Linked DNA regions of Mus musculus: region 2 is linked to region 1. The links are chromatin loops, found by intact Hi-C in ENCODE. Cell type or tissue: heart. All regions are shown on one strand. Links, peaks and the distances in the headings refer to the core of each region. The heading gives the core; the rest is flanking DNA.

Evidence for each region. Peaks named below come from ENCODE experiments on the same cell type or tissue, not always from the same donor. Only the 100,000 strongest peaks of a DNase experiment are listed, where the experiment ranks them.
Region 2: it touches region 1 in a loop (11-fold over the local background); 4 of 42 quality-filtered maps call a loop at or near these places.

What each region holds. Positions count from the first base shown.
Region 1 is chr6:94,277,954-94,289,022 of GRCm38, forward strand. It overlaps Magi1 (membrane associated guanylate kinase, WW and PDZ domain containing 1), which reads right to left and starts at 5,964. Exons shown (of 24, transcript NM_001029850.4): 1 at 5,057-5,964. The coding sequence starts at 5,369. Gm31661 (a long non-coding RNA gene) reads left to right here and starts at 5,968. Exons shown (of 5, transcript XR_377886.4): 1 at 5,968-6,976; 2 at 8,969-9,110; 3 at 9,826-9,985. In heart, for the core only: CTCF peaks have their summits at 4,513 and 5,901; DNase peaks (open chromatin) are centred at 3,748, 4,538, 4,968 and 5,918; H3K4me3 peaks cover 2,500 bases; H3K27ac peaks cover 2,500 bases.
Region 2 is chr6:94,140,651-94,151,719 of GRCm38, forward strand. The region is part of intron 1 of Magi1 (membrane associated guanylate kinase, WW and PDZ domain containing 1); the gene reads right to left. The region is part of intron 1 of 4930511A08Rik (RIKEN cDNA 4930511A08 gene); the gene reads right to left. Among named protein-coding and RNA genes, the nearest start is that of Gm52867, 82 kb to the right of the region's middle. In heart, for the core only: a CTCF peak has its summit at 4,876; DNase peaks (open chromatin) are centred at 5,151 and 5,401; H3K27ac peaks cover 644 bases.

The DNA.
Region 1 (11,069 bases), core at 3,474-5,973:
AAACTCTCTCCCTCAAGTTGTCCTCTACCTCCACAGAACTACTAAGCAGGTCACATGCACACACGCAATACATACATATGAATAAATAAACACACGTAATAAGAATATTTTTCTTAAATGATCTTAGGGTAGAACACCAGGAGAAGGACATAAGGAATGAACACAAGGAGATCAGGAACTCTTTGAAGATTCGGTAACAGTAAGAGCCAAGGGCAGGAGAGATGCCAGAGTCTGGATCCCAACACCTAGTTTAATCAGATGGGTCACAACTCCAGTAGGATCCAACAGCTCTGGCCTCTGCAGACACCTGCGCTCACATGCACATTACCCACCCAGGGACATATATGCATCATTTAAAATTTTAAAAGGAGCCAAAAGCCAAGCACAGTGCGACACACATGTTATCCCAGCATGCAGGAAGCTGAGGACAGGAAGACTTCAGAGCACAGCCGGGACCACATAGTGAGTTTAAAGACAACCAGAGCAACATAGTAAGATGTGGTCTAGAAAAGCCAAAAGAAGACAGGTGAGATGGTTCCGTGAGTAAAATCACTCGCTGCTCACCCCTGAACCCCTGTCAAGTGTGAACCAGACTACACAAAGTTAGCCTCTGACTTTATGTAGCATATGTAGGCTGTGGCATGCATATGTCCCCATATACACAAACACACACACACACACACACACACACACACAATGACAAAACTTAAAAGCAAAAAGAAAAAGGAATTTTAAAACAGGAGTCAATGTGGGGACAATCTGGGAGAGAAGATGGGCGATCAGACATTCACAGGAAAGGAAGAAACCGAGGAAGACACAGCAGTGAGCTTAGAAATGAAGGGCAAATGGTCACAGAATTATTTTAAGAGCCATTGTCACATATTCCAATTCAGCAACACAAGCACACATCATCAAAACAAAACAAAACCAAACCGAGAGGAACAAAACCTGCACCCAGAACTACACTCAACTCTGTGTGGCCACGACTCCTCCTCTCTGCGGTGAGGAGAAGGTCTGGTGGTGGCAACGTCTGATTTTTAAATTGTGTCTTATTTATTGTCTCTTACTTGCCTTTAAAAAAAAAAAAAACAGTGGAAGGGCAATTTCCTGAGTAATTTGCAAAAACCACAAATTCATCCACAGAAATATGAAAAAGCATGACCTATAATATACTCGTTTGAGACACTGCAATCAGACAGTTTTAAACATCGAGTCGGAGTTATTCGTAGCCCAGCACTTCAGGCAAGCAATGGCTCTGCAGGGAAGCAAACCCACTTATTCTTGGCATTGAGAACTTTAGGCCCACGGAAAGTGACTTTGTAAGATCTGTGACACCATGTTCTGGGTCAGGCCACCTGCCCATCTTCTCTCTCACACGGGCCAACAAGTCACAAAACTCCCCCAAGGACCCCGAGCCCAAAGTGTGTGAGTCAGTGGTACCTTGGGAGGCAGAATTTACATTTGTGACTAGGACAAGGGAGCCCAGACCTGCTGGGTAGGAACTCCAACTCCATAGCCAATGCCCTAGGTGTCAGGAGCAGAGGCATCAGGATGGTAGAGGCTGCGCTCCCCCTCTGCCTCGGCTGAGTTATCAGGGCTCTTAGCAAAGTTATCCAGCCTCTCTGAGCCTAAGTTTCCAACTTAGGTTCCTCTGAGTCAAGGTCAGAGGATTAAAGAAGGGGAATGCCCACAAAGTGCTAGGTTAACCAACCACCTGACATACTTTGTCTTCTGGGTTTAGTCCAGTGCTAAGGTATGAACCAAGGAATCACATGTACTAAACACATGTTGTCTTGGCAAACTCCAATGTAAGAACTTAATAAAGACTAGCTACCTCCTATTCAATATTTCTATAATTACTTTCTGTCCCTAAAACACTAGAATGATTAAAATTCAACATGGACAAGATTAAAAACTGGCAAAGACAGAAAATAACCAGAACAGTCATAGCAGCTTGGTTTGTAACAGTCAAATCTGGACCTAGAAGCAAAGGCTAAAAAGGAGGGGTCGGGGGAGAACAAAATACCTACTAGAGAATACTATGCAGCAATGAAAAAGGAGCTAGAGTGAAGCATACAAGAACTCTCCAAAACCTCCTGGGTGAAAAAAGACACACAGTAGTATATACTATATTTCATCTTTTATGAAGTAAAAGAATTGTTCAAATCTATAGTAAGAGGAACCAACACCCTTGGTTGACAGGGGAGTAACTGGGAAGAATCCTGAAGGGAATATTTAGGTGATGGTAATGTTGTGTATATTTATTTGAGTGTCTGGAAGGAACATGAGAGAGTACACATGCCCAAATTCATTAAAGCAGACACTTGGTATCTGACCTAAACGGATATAACATATATACAAGTATCAAAACATTGCAGTACACTAGACATGGCAGCAGACACCTGCGATCCTCGGACTATCCTGCCTCAAAAACAAAACAAACCCGTAGGTACTGTTTTTATGCTTATATACATATATACGCACACACATATCAGTTTAAAAGTCTAGTTTTTTAAAGATCTGAATTCTGCTATTATTCTGCATATTAAGTATCTGAATTCTGAAAATAATATGCATACACAGATCCAACTAGCATACATACATTTCTAATATTTTTAAGCATGTTATGACCAACAACTGTCCTCTCCACTTAATGTGGGTCTACTAAGTCTCGTTCACAACCCACTCCTATCCATGAGATACTATTTGCTATAGAAACCTGCCATGCAACACAAAGAGTACAATCTTCTACCACAAGAAGACTGTGACATCTCCACGCAGATATGTACCCAGAGTGACTATGTCCCTGTGAGAGCTAACTCAAAATGGAAACACCATAAAAAATATATTTTTCCCAAATACTAGCTCAGTCTACTCGATACAATAAGACACAGTAACAAAAAAAGGTGGAGACAAATATGTCCTATAATTTAAATCATTTTGCAACAGGAAAGTGAGAGGATTGTTGAAATGGTTCCTAGGGTCATCTTCACAGTAACTGTGCCCATGTCATTATCACATGTGACAGTCTTTATAATGTGGTGGATTCCACAGCACTCATAGCCTATTGCAAGGCTGTTCAGAAGCACAAGCCCACTCTCTCCCTTTGTGAGCATTTCTGTTGGCAAAAGACAGCCCTGATCATAGGACACCTGAAGGCACTATAATAACTGTCAAATCCACAGGCATCTCCCACCACCACCACTAAAGTGCACACAGAGGGGTGAGAGAGAGGAAGGGAGAGTGGAGAGGGAGAAGGGGTACTAGCTAGCTCCAGGGTCTCTGCAAAATAGTGGAAGAGCTCAGCTTCTGGAAGCTTCTTGCCCATGGTCAACAAGTCTTAGGACCCATTTACCACCACCCAGACATCCTGCCATCCTGCCGGATGAGAAATCTTTCTGCAAAATGAGCCTGAACTCAAACCCAATGCTGCCCCCCTCCCCCAATAAATAAATGCCTGTCACAGTGTTATCTCAACAGCTCTACCAAGTCATAAACACCCGGGGAACTGGCATTAAATTCCTAGCTAAAAACTGAATTGCTAACTGCTTAAATCCAACTCCAATACAACTCGCTTTTCCTGAGCACTTACTGTGAACCAGCACACTTCCTCGGTTATGATTTTACCAGAAACTCCTAAGGACAGATTCATCAAGCAAGGCCAAGTAGCAGGATATGGACATTCCACTGTTAGGTGTCAGCCTCTGCGCTCCCAACAGGATAGAAAGGCCTGGCTACTAGGCTCCCCGCACACAGTACTGCGCTCATCCTCCGGTCATCTGGAAGCGGCCTGCTGCTGAGAGCGCTGGCTCTCCCCGCTTTCCTTTGACACGTTTCCTTCAGCTGCTGCCATCCTGACAGGAACATATGGCAACTTTTCACCACATTCAACTCTGCCACCTCCTCTGGTGCTTTCATCTGGGAGAACCTGCGTCACAGCACTTGGGTGCAGGAGGGATGCCTCTAAGGACTGCAGCTATGCTCCGGTGGCTAGCTACAGGATCAGACCATTGCTCAGACCAAACTGCGAGGGAGTACTCTCCCACGGCCATCCTTACCCTACAGAAAGCCATCCTTATCCTACAGACTTCTAGGGGAGGATTTGCTTCCCCACCCCCACCCCAAAACTCAGGTCCCGAAAGTCGTCCCCTCAAGCCCTCCTCCTCCTTGCTCAAGGTTTAACAAAAAAAGACCCATACACTTTTGGTAGTTGTGTGACCTTGGGCAAGTCATTTACCTAAGGTCAGACCCGGCTTACTTATTGTAATATAGGACTTACAAAAACCGAGTCGTTCTTATAGCATTGATGTGAATCAGAATGAGATAATGCAATTAAACCACTTTACAGACAGCCTCTCACATAACACGCTAACAATGAATTGTAACTCTCAACAACCATCATCAATAAGGACGACGGTGCAAGAGGAGGAGGTGGCTGGGTAAACTTGGACTAGATTCGCGCCAAGCGCTAATCACCCCTTCCCCCACCGTAGGTCTCCACAAGGAGGAGACACAGACGTCACCCCGCTGTGGGGTGATTGCGGGCTCTGCAGGAGGCTGGATTAAGGACTCCAGTGGGTTATAACCCAGCCCCACCTGGAGGGGTTGCAGGATGAAGGCAAATTCTGTGATGGAAGAATTCCAATCAACCATAAATAGACCCTCTCCTTCCACGACCCACTCTCCAGTTCAGGGAAACAGGCAGTGGCAAGCCACCAGCTCCGTGAGCTCATCCATCCCGTAAGGGGCTGGGGGAAGCGTCCACCTTAGCCTCCCTCAGTTCCCCATCTGCCTTAAGGTGAAGGCGAGGCTGCGCAGCACTAGGTGGCTACGACCTAGAAGTTGGCAAACCAGACCTGGGAAGCATCTCCCCGCTTCCCGGCGCAACCCCGGCCCCAGCCCGCCACGCAGGTGGGCGCACAGCCCACAACCTCACAACTTTGAGTGCATCTGGTCCGGGCCTCAACTTTGGCTCACAGCACTCGGAGCAAACGGCGCCCCCTCAGGCCTCCCCTCTTTTTCGGGGTGCGCCCCCCAAAGGCACGCCCCGTCTTACCTTGTCTGACGGCTTTGAAGGTGACGGCCTCCTTGCAGCTGTCGATGACTCCCAGCACGTCATAGCGGGGCAAGCCGGACACCCGGACCCCCTGCACCTCCAGCAGCAGCTCACCTTCGGCCAGCTTCGGCCCCTCGCCACCGCCGGGAAGCCCCGCCGCCTCGGCCGCCGCCACCGCCCCCACGTACGGAAACTCCCCATGCTCCGCGCCCCCCAGGACCGTCACCCCCAGCTCGCCCTGGGGTCCCCGCTTCACGGTGCACTCGTGAACGCGGCCAGTCCAGTGGTTCTTCTTCTGGATCACTTTCGACATGATGAGTTACAGCCCCTCCTCGAAAACAAAATTCAAATTAAAGAAAAAAAGAAAAAGAAAAGAAAACTGCTAAAACGAGAGACAGGTGCCCCCACAGCACGAGCCCCCGGAGCGGCGGGCTCACGGGAGAAGCATCTCTCGGAGCGCGGGAGCGAGCTACTCGAGCCTCCTCGCCCGACTCTCTCGCGCTCTCAAGCCATCATAAAACAAACTTTCCGGGCTCCGTGAAGAGCCCTGCACGGGCGCCCGCGAGCTTTGTTTGCATTCCGGTGCCTCCGGGTCCGCGTTCCGGCGCCGACCGCGCTCCCGGGACCAGAGTCCACTCCGGCGCCGCCCGGGCCCGCTCTCCGCTCCGCGGCTCTCTCCACACACGCCGCGCCTGCTCCGCGCCGGCCGGCCGCTCCTCAGCGCGAGGGAAGCCCTTTCCAAGCTAGTTGCCGGGAGCCCTGGAGACGCGACGGCGCGGGGCGGGGGTGAGGGGACGCGAGGGAAGTGGCCGCGGCCCCTTTAAGCAGATACAAAGGCTCGGCTTGTTTTGTTACAGTTCATTCTACTCCGCGCGGCGGAGCGCAGCGGCCGGCTGGAGAGGAGACGCGCGCGCATGCGCCCGGCGGCCGCCCGCGGGCAGGCCCGCCCCACCCCTCCTCCTGGAAGGGAGAGATTCCAACGCGCCTCCCGCGGGGTCCTAGGGCCGACCCTTCATTGACGCCAACTTGCTCCTCTCCCTGCACCCCTAGAATTCCTCCTCTTGCAGTGTGGTCGGCTCAGCCAGAGCCTTTTGGGGGAACACGTGTGCTTGCCCGACTCCAGCTCTCGAACTTTTGGAACACAGAGAATTTGGCTTTGGTGTTTGCAAATCGTTTCAAACAGGTGGGGGCTGGGAGACCAATTCAGCGCGGGGCTCACACTCTTGCTGCCTACCCGGGTCCCTCCTCGTCCTCCGCTAGTGCCTGGCCACGCCATCGCTCACGCGCCTTCCGCCACATTTCCGCGCCTGCTCCCCGCCCAGGGGTTCAAGTCCACATGCGGAGCCTGGCTCTTGTCTCTGTGACCCTGAGGACCCGAATCAACAAGACCCACACACCCTCTGCATCCCTGTCCGCGCCCACCAAACGCACCTACACATACGCTCCCATCGTTAAACTTTGGGGCCAACTTTTTAGGACAAGGAAAAAACTGCCAGCGAGCGAGAAAAGCCAAAGCTAGCGTGGCCTTTTTACCTAAGACTTCTCGCTGGCCTCTCATTGTCCTTCCAGCAAAGGGGGCGGCGGTGGCCAGCCCCCTTTGGCTTCTAGGAGAGCCGAGAAACCTAAGCACTGCTTTGGGGAGTAAAGATCACCGCAGGGTGCGGGTCCTGCACAAGCGTGGGCGAGCCGGCCACCTCGGAATTCGCCGCCCAGAGGCGGGGTCCAGTAATCGGGGCACTGGTGAGGCCGGGACAGAAAGAACAGCCCCCACCGCCAAGAAGCCAGTGCAGTGGTGGCCCTAGCGGTTTTGTTTATTTTTCAGTGGTTTCCAATGAGTTCCTCTTTGGTCACGGACTTGAGAATCTACTAGATAAAAGGAGCTGAGTTGGAGCCACTCAGAGAGATGAGGATGTCACTGAGGTGGGTCGAGAGGATAGGTCTGAAGTTCAGATTCCGCAGGCATCTTAAGTACAACATTAAGTGAAGACCTTCCACTTGCCAAGGCTGGAGGAATACAATCACTCCCACCCCCACCCCCACCCCCTCCTCCACCCCCACCCCCACCCCACCCCACCTCACACACAGAGTTGTTAGAAATAATACATAGGCACTGGAAACTTGCAAAGTAAATAATTTATGGTGGCATATAAAATTTCACAGTCTGATAACTGGGGGGGGGGGGGGTGTCAGAGTCCTTAGTGGTTGGGGTTGTAATCCCCTCTCTAGAACATAAGCATACATTTAAGCTCTTCAAGCCCTGTTTCTAGAGAGCTATTCTAAGTTAATAAGAATGAGGGCCTGGCGTTTTACATCTGTAATCCTGGTACTTGTGAGGCTGAGGCATGGGGACCAAGAATTCAAGGCAAAGTCTAGGAGAGGATGGCCTGGGCTCCCTAAGACTGGCTACACACAAAAAACCGTCTTGCTCCTGATTATTTGAAAAGGTGAAAGGAATTTCATGTCTCTGGTGTTTTGTTGTTGTTTTTTTTTTTTTTGGTTTTGTTTTTGGGGGATTGGTTGGTTGTGTTTTCCCCCAAGTGGTGATAGTGGTGTTGGGGGAGGGGGGCTGCTTTTTGGTTTTGTTGGTTTTGGTTTTACTGAGGTCAAATGAGCAGTCCCTTCAAACCTAACTGCCAAACCCTAACAGAGATCTAGCCATCAGCATCTCTAGGATGTTTTAATTTGCTTTTTGTTGCTATAATAAAACACTAACCAAAACCGACTTAGTCAAAAAGGGTCTATTTGAACTTAGAGCTCAGGAATGCACCTTACTGGTTTGCTTCTCCTGGATTGCTCAGCTGCCTTTCTTCTACATCCTAGGTCCACATGCCCAAGGATGGCACCCACCACAGTGGCCTGGGTCCTCCTGCAACAGCCAGCAATCAAGAGAATGCCCTATAGGCATAGCTACTCCCCAGGTCCGCTACCATGCTCTTTCTCCAGCTGTGTCTAGGTTTTCCTCAGGTTGACAAAAACTTCACTAGCAGAACCCACCACTCTTTGTCAACCATTACTGTTAAACTGTAACCTTCCCTGCCTTTGTACCCAAGATGCCATTATAATATTGATACAGCAATATAAAATAGATTTTCAAAGTCCCATGTCTTCAAATTTTGTAGCATTTTACAAGTTCAAGGGCTCTTTTTTTTTTAAAGATTTATTTATTTATTTATTATATGTAAGTACACTGTAGCTGTCTTCAGACACCCCAGAATAGGGCATCAGATCTCATTAGGGATGGTTGTGAGCCACCATGTGGTTGCTGGGATTTGAACTTTCGACCTTCAGAAGAGCAGTTGGCACTCTTAACTACTGAGCCATCTCTCCAGCCCAGTTCAAGGGCTCTTAATAAATCCAGTCTCTTAACTGTAAAGTGAAATCTCTTCTGTAATGTCAAATCCTTCCAGATGAATAAATCTCACTTTTTTTTTTTACTATTTTGTGTTGGTCCATATTCATATAACTATCCTTCACTTGTGTGATAGATTGAATGCCTATTTTTCTGTCTTTGAGACTAGGTCTGACTCATTCTGCAGCCCAAGAAGACCTCAAACCCTCACTCTTGCTTCCCCTCTTACTGCTGGATCATGTACCACTAAGGATTCCATTAAGTTGTGTTGCTATACAACACTAAAGACCTCAGATTTAGCATCTTGATCCCTATGTATTTTTTGTCACGGTCCCATTGGGAGGGTAAACATATGACATGCTTCTCTGGAGTATGCACTACAGGAAGGCATTTGGATTCCTGGCATACTCCCAGTCACGAGTACCTGACTCCTAATACTTCAGGAGTCCTCATGTATGTGCAAAGGCCTCTCTGCAAAAATGTACATTTTAAAATGTTTGAGACACATTTATAGTCACTGGTAGTCTTGACCTTGTGTTTCTTCTTATCACTTCATTTTCTAGTAAGACCTATTTGCCAATAATTCCCTTACCCACATAGAACTGGTGTCCCTCGCTTCCTGACTTCACTCGTACCCTCAGCTGGAGCATGCCAAGGAATCTACACAGCCAGACTTCCATAATTCCTCCCAGTGCTACTGAAAAGGTAGAGAGGATTGGAATTTAGACCAGTTCCCTTCTTCTATTGTGTTTGGGTGGGGATTGGGTTGGTTTGGTTTTTGAGATAGAATCTCACTATTTAGCTCTGGATAGCCTAAAACGTATTTTATAAATGATGCTGGCCTCAAACGTCTATAATTCCACCAGCCTCTGGCTCGCATATGCTGGGATTAAAGCCATGGAGGGTGGTTTTTTTTGTTTTGTTTTGTTTGCTGTTGATTGTGTTTGGAGATTTTAGTCTAAAGGCTTTGTTTTGAGACAGTCTCAGGTAACCAAGCCTAGCCTTGAACTTTCTATATTGCCAAGGGTTGCATAGAACTCCTGATTGTCCTTGTCTCTGCTTCTACCTGATATACACACATACATACATATGCACAAACATACATACATATAAACAAACATACATATACACATACAGTTTCAATTTTGTTTGTTTTATGTGTAAGAAAGTTTTTGCCTGACTATTTGCCTGTGTGCCACTTGAATGCCTAGTGCCTACAGAGGCCAGTAGAGGGCATCAGAGCCCCTGGAACTGGAGGTACAGACACTGTGACTTACCCTGTGGGTGCTGGGACTCAAACCCTGGCCCTTTGGAAAGCAGGCAGGGCTCTTAGTTGCTTCACCATCTCTTGAGCACAAACACATAGACAGCTAGATTTTTCCAGTGCTGGAATTCAAACATCAGGCATTGTGTGTACTAGGAAAGAGTTCTACCTGCCGTCTATTGCTCCAGCCCATTCTTCAGGTTATGAGTGTGGAATGACCCCAAAGAAAAAAGACTTGAGAGCCGTGAAGACAGCACAGAGGGAACACAAGAAAAAAACTGCGACTTCCTGAGCAGTCAGAGTTGGAATTTCCCAGGTACTGAGTTTGTTGTGTGCCTTCTGGTCCTTCTCAGCCACTCTCACATGGTCTCATTCCCAGGCCCACAGTGGATGCAACTTCATGGCCAAAATTACATCTCTGATATCCAACTTTGAATTCTCCTTCCCAAAACCAGTAAGGCCTGGGAGACTCTTTAACATATCCAAGTTGAGCTGCCAGCATGAGGCACAGTCTAGGCCACCTCTGGACCACAGCTTCTATATAATGACCCTGACAAAATACTTCCCAGAAGACTTTGATAGTCCCAGCAGAGCAAAGATTTCACTTTATTGATTCTGGTCTCTTCCAACTCTTCGGCTCCAGCTGACCAGAACCACAGATTCTTAATTCAAGGTAGCACATAAAACCATATGATAAAGCCTTTAACCCCCTCTGAAACTTCACAAGCCATACCCTCATTGTCTACACTTGCCCTGGCATTCCTATCTTTGGAGCTCCCACAGAGCAGCCTACTGAGCTGAGCTCTCAATACTCAGTGGCTTTTCCAGGCCAAAGCTCAGATGCTCCCTTAATTGTTCCCAAAACCCACGGTCAGGTCTGCCACAGTAATACCCCCATGACCTGCTACAAATGTCTGTCTTAGGGTTTCTACCTTGATCAAAAGCAACACAGGGAAGAAAGGGTTTATATCAGCTTACAACCTAAGGGTTTATATCAGCGTACAACCTATATGAGCTTACAACAGTGCTGATAGAAGTGAAAGCAAGAACACAGCAGGGCTGGGATTGGAAGTCAAGAGCTGATGAAGAAGCCATGCAAGAGTGCTGCTTGCTTACTGGCTTGCTCTTTATGACTTGCTCAGCCTGTGTTACAGCACCCAGGACTACAAGCCCAGAAGTGGCACCACTCACAGTGAACTGGACCCTCCCACACCAATCATCAATGAAGAAAATGTACCACAGGCTTGCCTACAGGCTAACTGGTGGGGACATTTTTTTTCATTGACTCTTCTGAAACAAATCTAGCTTGTGTCCGGTTGACATAAAACTAGCCAGCATAAGTAGGAACCTTTGTTGAATGTATTTATGAATGAAGAGCCAAAGTAAAATATTAAATCATA
Region 2 (11,069 bases), core at 3,491-5,990, 140 kb before region 1:
CGCTCACAATCCCAGCATTCAGGGGCTAACTGAAGCAGGAGGACCTTATGGGCTGCATGATGAGTTTCACACACACCTAGGCTAGGCTGCACAAGGAGATCTTGCATCTGCAAATGAAACAAGGGCTAAGAAGATTTCCTGGGCAAAGGAAGCACTGACAGGAAATTCCCAGAAGCTCTTGGGCCAGCAAGCCAAGCCTACACAGCAGTGAACAAAATAGACTGTGTATCAAACAAGACAGAAGTCAAAGACGACACAGGAAGTTGCCCTGGGACCCTCACATGAGTATCATACAAACATAGGCCTGCACTCATTCCTCTCTCGCCACATGGTTGTGCATGTGTGTAAAAGACTGAAGAAGGGAGGAGGAGGAGGGAGGGATAAAGAAGGGAGAGGAAGGGAATAAGGAGAGGGGGAGGGGGAGGGGGAGGGGGGGGGACACAAAACCAAGCACTGTTCTCATTTACTGTGGTGGTTTGAATAGGTTTAGCCACCACAGACTCAAGTGTTTGAATGCTTATCCCACAGGGAGTGATACTATTAGGAGGTGTGTCCTTGTTGAAATAGTTGTGGCCTGATTGGAGGAAGTGTGGGCTTTATGGGATTGGGGATGGGCTTTGCCAGTCTTCTCCTGACTGATATAAAATTCTTGGCTCCTTCTCCAGCACCCTGTCTGCCTGGATGCTGCCCTGCTTCCTGCCATGATGATAATGGACTGAACCTCTGCGCCTGTAACCCAGCCCCAATTAAATGTTGTCCTTCATAAGAGTTGCCTTGGTCATGGTGTCTCCTTATGGCAATGAAAACCTAACTAAGTCACTTACTCTGTAGGGAGGGGCTCAGCCCCCTGGTGAAGGCATCCATCTCCTCTGGGATTCTCTGGAGGACTAGGCTTTCTCCTCCAACTCTAATACTCTAAGATGCTTAAAAATGAGTTACAGATTAGTAACTAGTATGACAACAATGAGAGAGAAAATGAAATTGCTAAGAGACTGACTCATTCGACTTGGTCACTGGTTTGCCTTTGCCTACCAATCTGCAGGGGGAAGAAAGGCAGAGGAAACAAACGTGGGTGTTTGGAGCTTTAAGAAAACAAACACTTGGGCTTAGGCTATAGATCAACAGTAGAACATTTGGCTAACACACAGCAGGCCACAGTTCCATTAGCAGCAGGAGTATGGGAGAGTGTGTGTGCACATGCATGCACATATGCACATACATGACTATGCACACTTCCATAGGGTATTTTTTCTACGTCCACCCAGGGTCCAACTCCCCAGAGATATCCCCATGGGAATCCAGCTGCAGAGCAGGTTCCCACTGGAGAGGATTCTCAGCCCACTCACCTACTGTAAGATGTGGAGAGCATACAGAAATCCTCCCACTGAAACAGCTCTGAATCCTCAACTGACGATAAGACGCACAAGGTTTTCAATCACATGCAAAACAAAGGGCTGGGCCATAGCGTCCAGCACCACCTCTGTCAGAGGCTTCAGGCCTCAAGCCAAAAGTTTGATATAAATAAGAAGGCAGGACCATTCTTTATATATCAAATCAAGAAATAATGAATTTTCTCCCATCATCCAGTGTTTATTATACTCTAAGATGAGAAGAGAAATGAAAGATAAGACACACAAGAAACTGGGCAGGTAGGACTCCCACCAGGACCTGAGTTCCTAACACTATAGCCTACCCATCAAAGCTGTTGACCTGTTTACAAACCAACCAAAGCCTGGTCCTGTCCACAGCTCGAAGGAGGCTGCCAGGAGTGATTTACAGACAGCTGTTTTGTCTATGAAACTGACGGGGTAGGGGAGCAGCTAGAGATGGGAAGAGGTTTTAGCATGGGGCAGTTCTCCTGGGCTATAATTATTCAGGCTGGCTGGCTGCTTTCTTTGCCCCAGTTGGAGTTCTGTCTCCAAGGTGCTGGGATCAGTCATCATGAGCCTTGCTGAGCAATGGCTGCTATTGCTATGCCAGCAATCTACCTTAAAAAAAACTATACTGATAAACAAGAGAATCCCCATCAGGCAGGCTGCAGCCTAATTGGGATGAGTCATCTCACAGAGCACCCAGGACTTGTGCTGAAATGCTCCTCAAAAATTTCTCAACTTGTTGATGTAAAACCATAAATAAAGAGGCAAGCAAAGATCACCGGTCTCAGGATACCAGGGGAAACCTTGAGAAGCAATCATTGCTGTGGCACTTCCTTGAGAACAGAAAAAGCGGGCCCACTGGCATCTACAGTAAGTGGGATGGAGGAGAGAACCTGCAGAAAAAGCCATGGTCCTCTCTGAAAGAGAGTTGTAGCCTTGTGTAAAGTAACGACATTACTTTTTACACAAAAGTTACAGGCACTAAGCGACATCCTGCTCAAAGGTTTGCTAATATAACAATGCCAGAAAGCCAAGCTATCTGTGTCCCAATACCAGCTCCCTACACCCTGGCTGGGTGTCCAATAAACAAAAATGTAAACCTCCTTATGCTCAGAAACATTTGTAGACTGATGCTAACAGTGAGTCCTACAACTCAAATGTGCACCTGTACATAGTACAGAATCAAATGCACTGCCGTCCTGTTACAGTATTTTCAAGAACAGCGCCCACATACTCCTGTTTGAATACTCAGTCCCAAGTTGGTGGAACTGTTTTGGAAGAATTAGGAGGTGTGGCCTTGCTGGAGGAGGCGTGTCACTGGAAGTGGGCTTTGAGTTTTGGTATCTATGGATCAGGATATATGCTCTATGCTGCTGCTCCTTGCTTCCCACCATGATGGTCATGGACTCCTAGACCTCTGGAACCAAAGAGCCAAATAAACCCTTGCATTGGCCATGATGCTTTTTCACAAGAATAAAAAGTAATTATTAAAAGAGGTGGTTTAAATTACTCCCATTTGTAGATAACAAAATTTATCTCGGAATTGATCTACCCACTTGCCTAAAGCTCCAGCGCTGGTTACTGGCAGGATCTTATATGGCAGACTCGAGTTCACACTCGAGAACAGTCTAGCCTCCTCTCTCCTATTATACTCTTAACACTTGGTAACTCTCAGCAGACACATGAAGCCACCTATTCAATATACTTGTGATAAAAGCCTTAAATAAAATCCCCTTAAAGTCAAAATGGCAACAAGGTGACAAGAGTGGTCCCAGGGGTCCCATGAAAAGAGGTGCTGACCTCCTTAACATAGGAGGCCAATGACTATTTTGAGTGTGTGTGGGGGTGGGGGAAATCTGCTCTGCTCTCTCCTCACACACAGTCATCCTCTACCTCTGTAATCCATACCCAGGGTCCTGATGCCTCCTGGCAGATGTACCAATTGCTCCCAAACACCACTTCAAATAGATTACACTTCCGAGAAAGCATCACAAACAAATTTAAATTCGATCTCTGTATTAAAGGGCAAAATGGGCTTAGGGTGCAAATTGCACAGGAGTTGGAAAACTAGGGTTTTAATGCCAGTTTGCTTTTAATTTACCAGGTGGTCTTTAGCAAGCCAATAAACAACCTTCTGTCTTCAATTCCCCATATACAAAATAATTACCTAAACAGTAAAACACTGAGAGGCAGGGTGTATAGCTCAGTGGTAGGGAACCTGCCTAGTGAGGCCCATGTTGGAGTCTCAAATGGAAAACCAATTTTAAAGACCTAAAATTTTAAAACCACAGCACTGAAACTGTATTCATGAGGACTGTCAAGATCTTATCTACTAAGAGCATAAGCACAGCAAGGTTCAGCAGCAGTCTGTAATCTCAGTATGTGAGAGTCTGAGGCAGGAGGGTTACTAGTTTAAGGCTAGACTACCCCCCCCCCAAAAATCAAAGAATTTATTTACAAATTGGTTTTGTCATTCAATACAATAAATACGTATTTCAAGAGATTTCATCTGTCTTAATTCTTTACAACCTGGGTTTATTGAGACTCTGAAAAAATATTTAAGTAATCAGAAAGATAATTCAAGGTACAGATTTCAAGACAGACTAAGGGTGGATGATCACAGAAGGCCCAGTGTCAGAACTTCCATGGCACAGGGGCACTGAGGGAACAGAGCTCCCAGGAGACACCACTGTGAGCATGACTTTGGGCCACCACTTTTCCAGTACAAATTTTCTTACATGAAAAAACAGAGTTCAAGACTACCATAGCTGAGAGTCTACTGTAAAGAATCCATTCTACAATGGAGCTAACCAAATATGCCGCACTGTGTACAAGAACATTTAGTTACATTTAGCTTCAGAAATTAAATCAAGTAGATATGCTACTATCTCCTAGTCATAGATAATAAAGTCAGGGCACTGAGTTCATGGCCATTCATCCAAGGGAACAACTGAACAAAACTCAAACAGTTGAGACCCTGAGTTTTCCCAAGTATGAATGTTTCTGGGAACATGGGTCCTACATTAGCATTCAACCTAGAGAGCTGTGCCTCTTGGCCAAGGGTACAAGGAATCTTGTGTATGGGCCTAATGATATTTCTAACTTACAGAAGGAACTCAGAAGCATCCAAGCAGCCACATTAACAGGAGTAGCTTGGTAGTCCTAAGAACGTTAGTAAGCATTCACCAGATGATTTCCATTCAGGGTTAACTAACTGTGCATTGAGGAGACCGTGTTCTCTAGTTTTTGCACAGAAACTCATCTCCACTTATCTTTCTAAATTTACCCAAGTACCTGTGATAACTGCTCTGAAGAGGAGGTGATATTAAAATGCCTTCCATCATTCACAATGGCCATGGTACGGAGACATGAGAGCCTCGGCAAGGCTGATAGCAAAGGCTAGACCACGGGGGTGACGCCACAAACACAGTGATGAGGTCAGAACTGGGTCAGAGGGTGCATGTCCGTAGTCTCACCACTGGGGAGCTGGAGACAGATGCATGGTCAGTTTGAGACCAAGCTGGGGTACAAAGTCATATTTCCATCAGGGACCACACATCTCACTCTTCCTGTTCCTAAGCCATCTTCCGTGTGGGAAGTTCCTCAGCTTCCTGAGTGGCTGCCAACAGGAAACACATGCACAACAATAGCATCCAGAACATTCAATCCTGACAGGTAACTTTCTTTTCATGAATTCTGAGAATCACTCTGACCTACATATGAGCATGTGCGAGGAAGGTTAATGGGAACTGGTTGTGTAGACTCCCCTGGGAGAGTCCCTGGGCCCACCGCCAGACGCACTGGGCAGGCATTTCTTCAGATGCTAACAACAGAAGCCAAAAGAAAAGTCCTTTCTTATGTGGACATGCTATAAAAGAAAAAGAAGAAACAGCCCCAATGGACCAGAGATATGGCTAGGTCAGTAAAGTACTTGCCTAGCATGCACAAAGCCCTGGGTTCAAGACCGACCCAGCACTGCATAAAACTGGGTGTAATGGTGCATGCCTGTAAATCTAGCATTTTGGAGGTGGAAGCAGGAGTATCTGAAGTTCAAGGTCAGTATTGGCTACATGAGACCTCCAGGAAGGGCAGGGGAAGGGAGGAAGGAAGGGAGGAGAAGGGAGGGGAGAGGAAGGGAGCATTTCAGTCTGAGTGTTGGGTTGCCTGGTGACAGGGAATCCACTCTACAATGCTATCCTCTGACCCTCGATTCATAAGCCTACTCCAAACACAATTAACAGCAAATTTAAAAATATATATATACTTTCTTAATAAAAAGAGTGCTGCACAGATTTTGGCAGCAGGCCCAGCACACTTTTGAAGGAAATAGTGGTAAATACCCAAGGTCAACAGACTCTGAATAACTTAGGCCCATTCTTTTCAAATCTGGAAGAGTTCATCTGACTTAACTTCAAGTTGTAAGTTCCCCATCTAGAAGATGGTGAGGACTTTGACAAACCATCCTGTTGAGAATAAAAGGGACATTCTCTAAAAGGACAAAAGGGGGCAGAGTGAAGAAGAAAAAAACAGGAAGGAAAGAAAGTGTGCATGCAGAAAATTAACAAGTCCATCTCACAAGGAAGAAGTCAGGTGCACCTAGCTACCCACATGAGAAATTCGTAAAATTCTGTATCTTCCCAGTTTTTTTTTTTTTTAACATGGCACTTATTTATCAGCACAAATTATACCAAAAAGTTAAAGTCACCGGTCTGGAAGTACCATGGATCTTAAGCTCCAGAGCACAAATCAAAAGCTGTTATTAAACCTTAGCCAAGGGCTGGAGGGATGGCAGGCACAGAGGAGCAGTAATTCCTGGCTTGCACCAGGCCCTACGTGTGATCCCCTACAGTCTCTGAAAAGTAATTAATTAAAAAGGTAAATGAGAAGCTGGGGAGATAGCCTAGTCAATAAAGACTCCGCTGTGTAAGTGTGCAAATTAGAATTCTGATCCCCAGAATCCACTTAAAAACCAGGCACACACTGGAGGCTGCCTCTAATGACAGCTTTCAGGAGCAGTCACCAGGAATCCCAAGGACAAGCTAGTCAGCCAGACTAACCAAGTGGGCAAACTCTGGGCTCACTGAGAGGCCCAGGCTCAGTCAATACAGTGGAGCGTATTGAAGGACGATAGCTAACACCAACCTCAGGCTTCCACATGCCCGCCCACACATGCACCTGCACATAAATGTGCCAATACACATGCAGACATACATATACCACACATACAAAAGCAGATCCAGGAGTCCAAAAGTCTGCAAATGAAAATAAGGTATCAAAATTTCACCATACCAAAAAAAAATTATTGAAGTTAGGTTTTGTATTTGTATTTGTAAAGCAAGTTGGGAACAATTATTCAAAGTAAATTACTCCTACAACATTCTCACTAGCAATTTCTAGCATGAAGGAACAGTAATACAATAATTCTGAAATATGACCCTCAAAAATGAACAGAAGTCTTTTATAAGCAGGGTGGGTCTTCCTAAGAAAGAATTTAATACTTGTTATACAAATCTTTGCAACAGTGATAAACAAGGTTATTCCTAGAATTGCACAGACACTGGCAATGTGCTAAAACATACTGCTAGACCACCCGGTTTCAATGGCTCAACTACCAACATGTACAGTTCTCAAAATATTTTGTTTAAAGAAAGATTTGATGTTTTAAACAATGACATCAAAGGGCCTAGTATGTGGCTCAGTGGTAAAACATTTACCCAGCATTCTTGAGGGGCTGTGCTCAACCCCAACAACTAGGGGCAGGTAGACAGGGGCACTAGCATATCCAGTAGTGAGAGCTAAGATGCATTCCTGGGTTGCCTCCAGGCTGCCCTGCTGCAAACCATTCCGATCTTATTTCCCATCTCACTCGCAGATAGGGGGGAAGACCACAGAGCAGGAACAACCATTTATCTTTCTGTTTCTGCATATTATCTCCAGGCTTTTCATAAATGTAAAATAAAACCCCCTCAGTGAAGCCACAGCCAGTACACTTCCTGTTCCCTAGGAAGAAATAAGTTGTTCAATCTTAATTGCCCAGACTAGCAAGAAGCAAAAAGGAAGGAGAACCTTCAGCCTCACTTTCTACATGCGAAGGGGACAGGAAAGACAGAATATGAGATTCTAGCAGAAAGGATTAAACCACCTGTCCCACAGGACAATGAAATAGGAAGAAGAAAGTGTCCAATGCCTCCTCACAGAGATCCAAAGGTGATCTTTAGATGGCCCACTAATTACCCTCCTAAATTGGCACGGCAAGGATCAGGCCATGGCTCTCAACCCGTCTCCACCGAGCCATCAGCAGCCTCTGCTTAGCTAAGGCAAGGCACTGATGACACAGCACTGAGCATGAGGTTTCTAGGGGAAGACTCATTACCAAGATGAAAGGACAAACAGCACACCCTAGAGTGAAAGATGAAGTCAGGGCCTGGACAAGCCACCATCTCAAGGCACACAGAAGGGGGCAAACAACAGAGATGGAGAAGTAAACAGCCTTCAGCCGCAACACAGAATGAAGGAACAGAAATTCTAAGGTAACTGGAATCAATCTCTGGACTACTGAAATATCATACTACCAATGAAAGAAGGCCCCCTACTGTATGAACAAAGACTTAAGAGCTATTACTGAAAAGTAGTGGGGAAAGCATTAAGAAGTGTCATGGCTGTGACGATCTGGCTGGCAAAGTGCTCCTGTCCAATCCTGAGGACTTCAGTGAAAGTGAGACATGGTGGTGCACACTTGCCATCTCAGCATGAGACATGTGCAACCATGGGGCCAGGTGGCAGCAGGCCGGCCCTGACCATAACCCTAACCTTAGCCTTAACCCTAGGCCTAAGCCTAAGCCTAACCCTAACCCAAGCCCTAGCCCTGTGAAAGATCCTATTTCAAAAATCAAGGCAGACTGACTGCCTTCTGACCTCCACATAAGCACATACGCATACACACAAACATACACACATGTATGTATGTGTGTGTGTGTATATATATATATGTGTGTGTGTGTGTGTGTGTGTATGTATATTTGTGTGTATGTATGTATATATATACACACACATATATATGCCTGCCTCCACAAACACACCCACATTCAAAAAACTAATAAATGTATCATCAATTACACATGTAATAATCATCCCCAAAAACCATTCACACAAATACATAATAATAATAAAGACAAACACCATTCTTTATGTCACATCATTCTCTATGGAAGCACAAGATTGGAATCAACTTATATTCAACAAGCAACACACAATAAGTGTGATAAAAGCCACGGAACATCATCTGGGGGATGATGAAAACAGTGTGTCATGGAAAGCTTTCCCTCCTGGGTAGCAAACATAATACAGGCAAAACCCCAAACTGTGAAGTAATTAAAACTTATGAAAGTAGGGCTCAGGCATGCATATAGTATATAGGCATATATATGCATATACAGTGACATGTCCATATCTATTTATCACGCCACTTATAAAGCAAGTATTACAGAATGGCCATCTCTAAGGGGATTTTTTTCAGTTTTATCTGTACTTTCGAACTACGCATACAAGCCTGACAAAGTTTTAAAAATCACTTTACAGTCCAGCAGTGTTATATGCTTGACGTTTCGAACTGGAGTGGGATTAACTTTTTACTAATCAGGAACAGACAACTTCCACATCTCCCTGTTTTGTAGTTCTAAGTACTTCGTTATCCAACAAAATCCTGCTCCTATTCTGCACAGAATATTCATGTCTAACTATCCCAGCTATTGACAACATTGTATGTAAGACATGTATATAAACAGATGAGATTTTTTTTGTTGTTGTTTAAAAAAATCCAATGGCTTTTTCATTTATCCTGGATGCATCAATGAGATTTTTTTCCAGTCATTTGTGCATTCATGTGCTCCAAGGTTCCTTTAAACATCACAGAGCAGTGTGAGTCGCCCATGAACCACATCCTTCCATGCCTGCAAACACTCAGTTGAACATATGGTTGCCCTGATTAAAGGCTGTCACTGCAGCTGCTCAGGGACTTCTGAGACATGAGCAGAAGCAGTGTGCCATTCCTGCCCCACACTTGTGGAAAAAAGAAGATATCTTCAGTCTTGGTCCCCTGTCCCCTTCCCACTATCCACAGCAGGCAAGAGGTAACTCTCACTCGGACCCTGGACTGCAGAGCTCTCACCATTAGAAGAGGCAGAAATGAACTTCTGTTCTACAACAGCTCCCGTGAAGTGCTGAGTCCAAACATGCTCTGGCCGATACAGTCAAATACAGCTGAGCCAGGGAGTTATTTAAGTGCCCAATGTAACACACAGTTGCCTTCATCAAAAATAAAAAATAAAAAAATTCTAAATGAATGTAAACCACTGGTTCTTCATTGGTAATTTGAAAATAAGCGTCTAGTCAATGCCAGGGAGATCACACAAACTCATAAAACACAAAGTGCACTTCAAGTGCTGATTGAGAACTTTTCAAATGCTAGTACAGTCATCCTTCCTACATCCATGTACAAGATCACAAGACCAGGAACATATTCATTTCATATGCGTAGGAAAAAAATGTATCTTCAAGTAATCACTACTGAGAATTAGAATTTTAAGTCAGAGACCCGGTGTTAATGGAAATTCCCAGGAGGGAAGGCCATATTTGTGTTAGATCGTTAAACTCACTGGAACTTCGGAAATTATGGGGAGTTAGAATGTTACATGTGCAAAACCAAACTATCTTGAGCTATTTTAGCCCCTCAAGCTATTTTAGCCAGGTACTGCCCATCTTTGCATTTGACCTACCATCTTGTTGTGCTTGCCACCAACCCAAGATTAGGAATGGCATCAGATAGCATCCACGGCCAACAGAGGAGACCTCTTGCTTGGCTGTGACCTGCCTGCTTGAGGTCTCCACCAGTGTATTTGAGCTGTCATGATTTATGAGTTTCTTTGTTCTGTTACGATAAAAACTTCACAAAACAATTGCTACATTGCAACATGGAATTTGGGGTGTAGGAGGCACAGGTCCTAGTGCTCACAGATAAGCACTGAGGGATTCCTGGAATGTTAGGGCACAGAAGTGTTCCTTCAAGGGAAGGAATGTGATACCTATTATCTGTCCACAGACTAGAGGGGATATGCATTCTAATCCGGTGACCTTTGCACTATCTGTGTGGCTAGAGACCACACGGGACCCTCCCCCAGACCCTTATCAGGCGCTTGTTTTCCTCAGTCCATCTATAGAACCTATCATTATGGAAGGTGTCAGGGACACTTTACAAAGTAGGCATGTCCAATCTTTATGAAGCTTTCTTTATTCCTCAAGAAGACTTATGTGAGCTTTATTGCGCACAAAGGATTGAGTTCATTATCACCAGGAACATTTTCACCAAACTGTGCTGTGGTTAAATATGCCTAAACTAAACTACTTAGGATGAAACAAACAAAGTTTGAACCGACACCAGCGAGTTAGTCTTGTTTCACAGGACTGTCTCCTTTCCTCTCAGGGATCTTCACTCTGTTGGCCATGATCACAGAGACACCCCGCCCCCACCCCCCAAATTAGAATATCCTAAATCTGTGTTCCAACATGGCCATTCATATTTGGCTCCAGGATAAACTATCTCATATTCCCTTTGAGAAGAAATTTTTGTTTTTACTTAATATTGACACCAGGGAGGTAACAGAAAATTTAGATTCCTGCTCCATAAGGCAGTGTTTT